Regions from separate parts of the Mus musculus genome. Here regions 1 and 3 are each linked to region 2. The links are chromatin loops, found by intact Hi-C in ENCODE. Cell type or tissue: left cerebral cortex. All regions are shown on one strand. Region 1 overlaps 3110009E18Rik (RIKEN cDNA 3110009E18 gene). Region 2 has its middle 2.7 kb from the start of C1ql2. Region 3 has its middle 62 kb from the start of Steap3.

Evidence for each region. Hi-C counts contacts between places; a loop is a spot of excess contacts. Peaks named below come from ENCODE experiments on the same cell type or tissue, not always from the same donor. Only the 100,000 strongest peaks of a DNase experiment are listed, where the experiment ranks them.
Region 1: a loop joins it to region 2, with 4 times the contacts of the local background. A loop is called at or near these places in 3 of 42 quality-filtered maps.
Region 3: a loop joins it to region 2, with 6 times the contacts of the local background. A loop is called at or near these places in 12 of 42 quality-filtered maps.

What each region holds. Positions count from the first base shown.
Region 1 is chr1:120,170,757-120,173,256 of GRCm38, forward strand. 3110009E18Rik (RIKEN cDNA 3110009E18 gene) reads left to right here. Exons shown (of 6, transcript NM_028439.2): 5 at 645-726. Among named protein-coding and RNA genes, the nearest start is that of 3110009E18Rik, 51 kb to the left of the region's middle. In left cerebral cortex, a CTCF peak has its summit at 1,219 (motif pointing right); a DNase peak (open chromatin) is centred at 1,216.
Region 2 is chr1:120,336,614-120,339,113 of GRCm38, forward strand. No RefSeq gene overlaps it. Among named protein-coding and RNA genes, the nearest start is that of C1ql2, 2.7 kb to the right of the region's middle. In left cerebral cortex, a CTCF peak has its summit at 1,549 (motif pointing left); a DNase peak (open chromatin) is centred at 1,540.
Region 3 is chr1:120,195,978-120,198,477 of GRCm38, forward strand. No RefSeq gene overlaps it. Among named protein-coding and RNA genes, the nearest start is that of Steap3, 62 kb to the right of the region's middle. In left cerebral cortex, a CTCF peak has its summit at 1,377 (motif pointing right); a DNase peak (open chromatin) is centred at 1,404.

The DNA.
Region 1 (2,500 bases), 170 kb before region 2:
GCATTGTATGTCCATGTTCATAGGTGTGTGTGTATATGCTGGGCTCCTGTATATATGCATGCATAGGTAGGCCAGAAGTTGATGTTGGGTGACGTCCTCTATCACTGTCCACCTTACTTTTAAAAATATCTGTGTGTTTGTTATTTGCACATGCACACACGTATATATATATATATATATATATATATATATATATATATATATACACACACATGAGTGTTTAGGGGTGTGCCTACAGAGTCCAGAAGAGAGCATTTGATCCATTTGAGCTGGAGTTACATGTGAGCTGCTTGACATTGGTGTTAGGATCTAAAGTCCAGTCTTCATTATAGAGAAGCAAGCGCTAACCTCCGAGCTGTCTCTTCAGTCCCATTCACCGTCCTTTTTGAGACAGGGTCTCTCACTTACCCTGTTTGACCCTGCTTGCTGTTTGATTAGGCTGACTGGCCAGTGAGCTCCAGGGAATCCTCCTATCTCCATCTCCCCAGCACTGGTGTTACATAGCACGGGGTTCTGAACTCAGGTCCTCATCCCTGCAGAGCAAATACTCCCCTGGATGAACTGTTTCCCTAGCCCCGTACAAGTGACACCCTCAGGATGTCTTGAGCAAGCGTACTGATCAAATGGGGATTCTTTCTCTTTAGACAAATGAGCTTGTGTTGGGTTTGGAGGACGACGACACACTCCTGCTAAAGGAAGACAGAACACTGAAGGACTCAGGAGTAGGTGAGAAGGGCTGAGTGGGGGAGAATCCTGGGCTTCCTGGCCCGTGTGCTAGGCCTCCTGGCTGATAGCATCTCTGCAAAGTAAATGCCCTGTGCTGAGAACGCTGTGTGTGGTGATCATTTGACCAAGGGCACTGGCATTTGCTCTGCATATGTGCAGAATGCAAATAGTCCTTTTCAGGTTTGCCCGGCACTCTGGCGAGGGTCATTTTAAATGATTGACAGGTTGTTAGCACAGTAACTGCGGACCGCTAACAGCACTGTTGGAGAGAAATGGACCTAGTGGAACTAATGTAGAATAATGAAATGAGATGTTGTTTGCACAACACTCAGCATAACTTCTAATAATCACTCAAGACTCTCGGGGCCAGCCAAGCTGTGGAATTTAAACTATATGCCTGGTGTGTACAGTGGGAAAATCACCCGATTTAGCCTTTCAACCTAGAATGTGTGTTCAGTTCTCTTTGAAAGAAGTGCTGTGTGACTCCTGGCCATTAGATGTCACTGTTAGTCTACTTCTGCCTTCACTAATCTGGTGTATGTGAGTGTGAGCAGTTCTGAGTATCAGGTACATGCATTCTGGGACGCACCTCTGAGGTAGCAGTGCACACTCCCTGAGTCCCCACATACAGTATGTGGGAGACATGGACTGTGAGGGCTACACTGGGAAGCTGTTCAGTTTGGTCAGGAATTCACCTCTTTCCAATGAAATAGAATTTAAAATAATTGGTTAAGGGGCTGGGGAGATGTCTCTATAGGTAGCAAAGCTTGCCGTGCAAGCTGGAGGACCTGGGTTTGAACCCCAGGACCCTGTAAAAAAGCTGGGTGTGGCCATGTGTGCACTTGTGACCACAGTAGTGTAGGAGGTGGAGTTAGGAGGGTCCCTAGGGCTCACTGGCTGCCAGCCCAGCTCAGGTTCACTGAGTCTCAAGGGATAATGTGGCACGCTGACAACTGATGCCCATTTTTGGCCTCTGCACACAGACCCTTGTATCTGCATGGGCATTTGTACACACACACACACACACACACACACACACACACGCTCCCTTTAATAAATAAATGGCAGGTTCTGAAGTCATAAACTTGATCTCTCTGTTAAGTCTATGCCATTTACTACAATTAGTAACTGTTTGTGTTATAAATACTGAAGATTTATTATTATTTGAAATTAAAAATCATTTTTCTATCGCTGTGAATTGGGCACGGGAATTGTAATCTCTGGTGCTTGTATCGTTTTCTGTAACTTCATCCAGGATCTCGTTCCCTAGAAGTCAAATCCAGTTTGAGACTATTTCTAACGGCTTCTTTCTGGGTGTGGTGGGCATGCCTTTAATCCTGGCATTTGGGAGGCTAAGGCTGGAGGACCATGGATTTCAAACCAGCCTGGGTTGCATAACAAGTACTAGACCAGCCTAGACTACTGCCAAGAGCCTTCTATAAATGAATAAATAATAAATTAATGTTTCTGCTTTTTGGAAAAAGTCATCCATTAAATAGGTATTGAATGTTGAATTTCTGTCAGTGAGATATGTTTTTAACTTGACACTTTGTGTATCAAATGCTGCCTTTCTAGCAGGTGGCACTTCTCTGACTGAGACTTCTAGAAACCAGAGGAAACCTGGCTTGCTTTAAAATCTGAAGTTCAAATGAATGTTATAGACTGGGATTGATGCGAGACTGGATGAGTAGCCCAATGAAAAGCAATGCATTGCAAAACCCAATGCAAACTGGAAAAGACTACAAGAAAATAAAGCTAACATCTCGCAAATAAC
Region 2 (2,500 bases):
GCTTTCCAACCCGTGTTGTGAGTGAGTGTGTGTGTGTGTGTGTGTGTGTGTGTGTGTGTGTGTGTAGACCAAGAGCTATCATCCTTGGGTAACATTCCTCAGGAACCTATGACCTTGTTTTATGGGACAGACTCTCTCAATGGCTGGAGTAATAGCAATCCCCTCACTCACAGCTGAGTTCAAAGGCGCGAGAGATGGCCTCAGGCTTCCCAGTTCCCTTCAAGGGCACATTCCTAGTGACCTAAATTCACTTCCACCAACTTCCAAACTTTCCACTTCCCTCAATAGTCCCAAATGCTGGCACTGTTTTTCCATCTCTCCCTCCTTCTCCCCTCCCTCCACCCCCACCACAGTCTCCTTCCTTTTTTCTTTCTTTTTTTCCTGTTAATTATTATTACTAATTATTATTTAATCTCCCTTTACAGTCCAGCTGCTATCCCCCTCCCAGTCCACCTCCCTACTGCTCCCCATCCCATACCTCCTCCTCCTCCTCTCTAAGAGGATGTCCCTACCCTCCTCAACCCTACCCCACCAGACCTCCCCACTCCCTGGAGCCTCAAGTCTCTTGAGGGTTAGGTGCATCTTCTCTGAATGAATCCAGACCTGGCACTCCTCTGCTCTCTTGGGCCTCCTGCCAGCTGGTGCATGCTGCCTGGTTGGTGGCTCAGTGTCCGAGAGATCTCAGGGGTCCAGGCTAGTTGAGACTGCTGGTCTTCTTATGGGTTCTCCCTCTTTCTCAGCTTTTTCCAGCCCCCTTTTCTTTCTTCTCTCCCTCCTTCTTTTCTTCTTTCCTTCTTCTCCTTCTCTTCCTTCCTTCCTTCCTTCCTTCCTTCCTTCCTTCCCTCCTTCCTTCCTTCCCTTGCCTCTCTCCTTCCCTCAATTCCTTCCTTCCTTCCTTCCTTCCTTCCTTCCTTCCTTCCTTTCTTCCTTCCTTCCTTCCTTCCCTACAACACCATCTGAATCTATATCCCTGAGACACTTCTATGAGTATCTCAGAGGTATGGGCTCATTCACCTGTGCTGGGAATGGCTGGCTGCTTCCAGCACTCCTGGACCAGGGACTCTTCCCCTCCCATGCAGAGGAATTTCCAGCACACGGGGGGGGGGGGCTCCCTTTTTCTTTTATCCATCTTGCTGCAGTAGATAGGGAAAGAGACAATTCTCCTTTAATCTGCCTCATCCTCTGCCTCCAATTTGACTTCTGGAATTACATACTGGGTTGGTGTGATTCTGAGGGTGAGACTCAGGGCTTTCTTTTCCTCCTTGACCCCATTAACTCAGTTACAATCCCAGACTCTATAGCTGAGTCCAAACTAGGCCTTGCAATTTAAAATTGTGGCTAAATACTTTAATGAAGCTTATAATTAATATTCATGAGAAGACAGTTGCTGAGCATGACCCAGACCCCTTAGAGGACGCAGAGTCACTGGTAAGGAGGAGCTGGCCAGACACTAACTACTGTGCCACACTGCCCGGCCCTGCAATGAGAGGGAAGGTGGAGGATCCAGGTCCCCTTCATTGCCCGCTAGCTTTGCTGCTGCTCTTCTCGCCACCTAGTGGACTCTTGGCTTAAGGAAGCCCGCACCCCCTCCAAATCAAAGGGGTTCCCTAGCAGAGCCGAACCTTGGAAAGGCTACTTTGTGTGTGTTCTATGGCGGTGGGGGGTGGGGTGGGGTGGCAGGGCAGCAGAGCCTACATTCTCTGCTTTGGAAGAGGTAACAGTGTGATTATGATGTTTGAATCTTCTTCATTAACCATAAACCCATCTACACCACCCTGCTTGTTACCCACAAATATCACCCCAGTTGCCACACCCACAACAGCAGAGCAGAGAGCATGTGTCTGTAGGTGGTGATATTAGCTGAGCTTCCACTAGCCTTTCAGTGAATGCACTCATTTATTCTCCCAGGAGCGCTGAGACAGGTTCTTGTCCGAGGTGCGCAACACTCTGCTCAAGGTCACATGGGTTGTAGTACTGGAACCCAACACTGGGCCTCCTACAATTACACATTCTAGGGTTGCTCTGGGCAGACTGGGGAGATCTGAAAACTCAGAAAGCCAGGGTAGACCCTGGACAAGCTCCTCGTACCATCAAAGCCTGTGTTTTCCCATCTATATTAGAGGAGAAAAGGCATGAATGCACAGGACTGTATCTGCAAAGGAAGGGAAGAGAACTCACAAAGCAACCACACAGCCGTTCTTAGCAGGAATATTGTGGAGACCTGTGCTGTGGTGGGACCAGCAAGTGGCCAGCGGTGGGAGCAGAAGCAACCACAGTGAAAAGTGAGACTCCACTGAGCATGGCATCTGATAAACAACCACTCTCTTTAGAGCACAAGCCCCGCCCCGGAAGGTGGCCCAGAAACCAGAGGTGTGGGGTCACTCACTTGTGTAGGTGATAGACAGCACCAGGACATCCAGCCTACCCAGACCAGGGGCTCTTCCCCTCTGAGGTAGGTGCCTTCCCAGCTCCCCGGGGGAGCAGGGGCCCAGTGTGTGTG
Region 3 (2,500 bases), 140 kb before region 2:
CAGCCCGAAGAGCCAGCACCCACCACCACTAACCGAGAGGTCTGACCTTGGTGGGGCAGAAGCCTCAGTCTTCTACTCCATTCAAGCAGGATGTCTGCGCTGACCTCAGATTGCCTCTGGGCTCAGGGGAAACGACCGAGCCAAGTGTGCAGCACACATAATGTGATTCTGGCACATCCATGCTTCATTAACAACATTCATCTCACTGCACCCCAGTGTGCACACTGTTGCTGGGGAGATGGTGCATTTGGTAGGGGACTTGTCATGCAAGCATGAAAACCTGGGTTCTCAGCTGTAGCAGCCACATTAAAAAAAAAAAAGCTGAACATGGTGGTGTGTGTCTATAATCCCACACAAAGGTTCCTGCAGCTCACTGGCCAGCCAGTCTGGCCAAACCGGGGAACTCTGGGTTCAGTGAAAGAAAGACACTGTTTCAGAGCAAGATGGAAGGTCTGGAGAGACAGCTCTACAGTTAGGAGCAGGTACTGCTCTCCCAGAGGATGTGAGCCTGGTTTCCATCACCTGTGGTAGATGGCTCACAAGTGCCTGAAACTCTAGTTTCAAGGGACTTGGCACTCTCTTCTGGCCTCTAAGGGTACCTATGTCCCCATGCACATATCTAAACAATTACAAAAAGTAAGTCTTTCAAAAAGAAAGAAGATCAGGTAGAGAGTGATTGAGAAAGACACGTGATATTGACCTCTGTCCTCCCTACAAGAATGTGCACTCTCATGCACACATTCACACACATATGAACACTACACACACACACACACACACACACACACAATCTGTAGATGCTGAACACAATGTTATATTCCACACACGCAGGCACTCATGATGCTGGGACTTCCAGTGAGGTAGGCACCTCTATCACCCTGCTTGCCAGTGTCTGCCAGTCAAACTCAGCTCCGCAATGGCCCAGATGTTCTCAGAGCCCTGGAAGGACTCTGGTTTTCCAGGAATCCCTTGCCTTTCTGTCTCCTTTTCTGGACACATTATACCTGGATGCAGGTGATCCAGAGCACATAACCTGATATCTACCTTTTCTGACTGCTTTGTTTTCCACTTAGGAACAGTAGACTCCTTCAAACAGCAGAGCAATGGACACTTCCTCTGTTCTCTGGGCAAACCTTGCTTCAAGTTCAGCTATAGAACAAATGGTTACAGAGAGAGGCCAAATGTGGTTTCTGGGTAGAATAGTCTTGCAAGGTCAGCTTTTGCAGTTTGAATTTTCTAGATCCGCAGCTCAGGACCAGCTGTTGGCTGCCCCAATACGGATCAGTGGTATCCTCCAGTGATACCTTCCCGGACTTTTAGCTCACATTCCTTACAGAGGCCAGGCAGCAGTTGGTGCCTGTCTGCTCTATGTCAGCCACCAGGTGGCAGCAGAGTCTGCCAAGGACCGGAAGCTGTGGGCACAACCAGTGAGTCATCTATTCATCACCTAGAGTGGGTGGTTGGCCCACCGGAGGGTGGCTGGCCTTGGAGTTCTTTAGCTCAAAGTCAAATCCTTTAGCTTGTAACTGTAGTGGCCCTTGCCAGTGCTCAGAAGTGGTGGCAGGATGGCTAGTGTCTAACCTTTGATTTAATTTAAAAGTCAGGACCTGATTATTCTAAAGTCATAGCACAACTTCTATATTGTGTCTCTGTTATTGCTGGTATGTGTGTGTGTGTGTGTGTGTGTGTGTGTGCATTCATATGTGTTTGTGTGTGTGTGTATTCATATGTGTGTGTGTGCATATTTGTGTGCAAGTGTGTGCAGATGTGTGTGTGAGTCTGTGGAGGGGGTAGAAGTTGACATGAGGTACCTTTTGGGACAGTCTCTCTCTGAACCTGGTGTTCACTGATTGGCTAGACTCACTGACCAGGATGCTCTGTTATCTGCCGACCTCTACCCCATTCCTGTACTGGGGTTGCAGGTGTGCACCACTATACCTGACTTCACATAGGTGCTGGGATCCCACCTGACCCCTCATAGGAGTACAGCAAGCACTTGCCCACTGAGCCATCCTCTCCAGCCCCCATCTTGCTGACTTCTAGAGTGTGAAGGATGAGCTAACATTTTTTACAGAATGCCCTGATTATCTGCTGAGGATCATATTTCAAAACTGAAGGCTGAAGGGGTGAGCGAGTTCTCAAAGCTCCCCAGCCCGATGCCTCCTGGTATTCGCAGCTGTGCATGTCCATTGTTTGGGCCTGTGAGGTTCCAAAGTAAACCGCTTCCATATGCAATGGCAGGATAACCCCTGCCCAGCAGGGCATCTGGGAGCTGCCCTCTTGTACCCAGGTGTCAGAGCTTTGTAGGCACAGGGACACCTGTGGCACGAACATGAGAATTAGTCTGAAGAAGGGGACACCCCCTGTTTTCTTCCTGAAGGCTGAATGGTTTTAAATACTAAGGGGCCCTGCAGCTGACTCAGCAAACCCCGTGCTTGTCTTTCACTTACTTTAACAACTAAGAAACTCCACACTTAGGAGGTGTATTAGAACCAAGAAC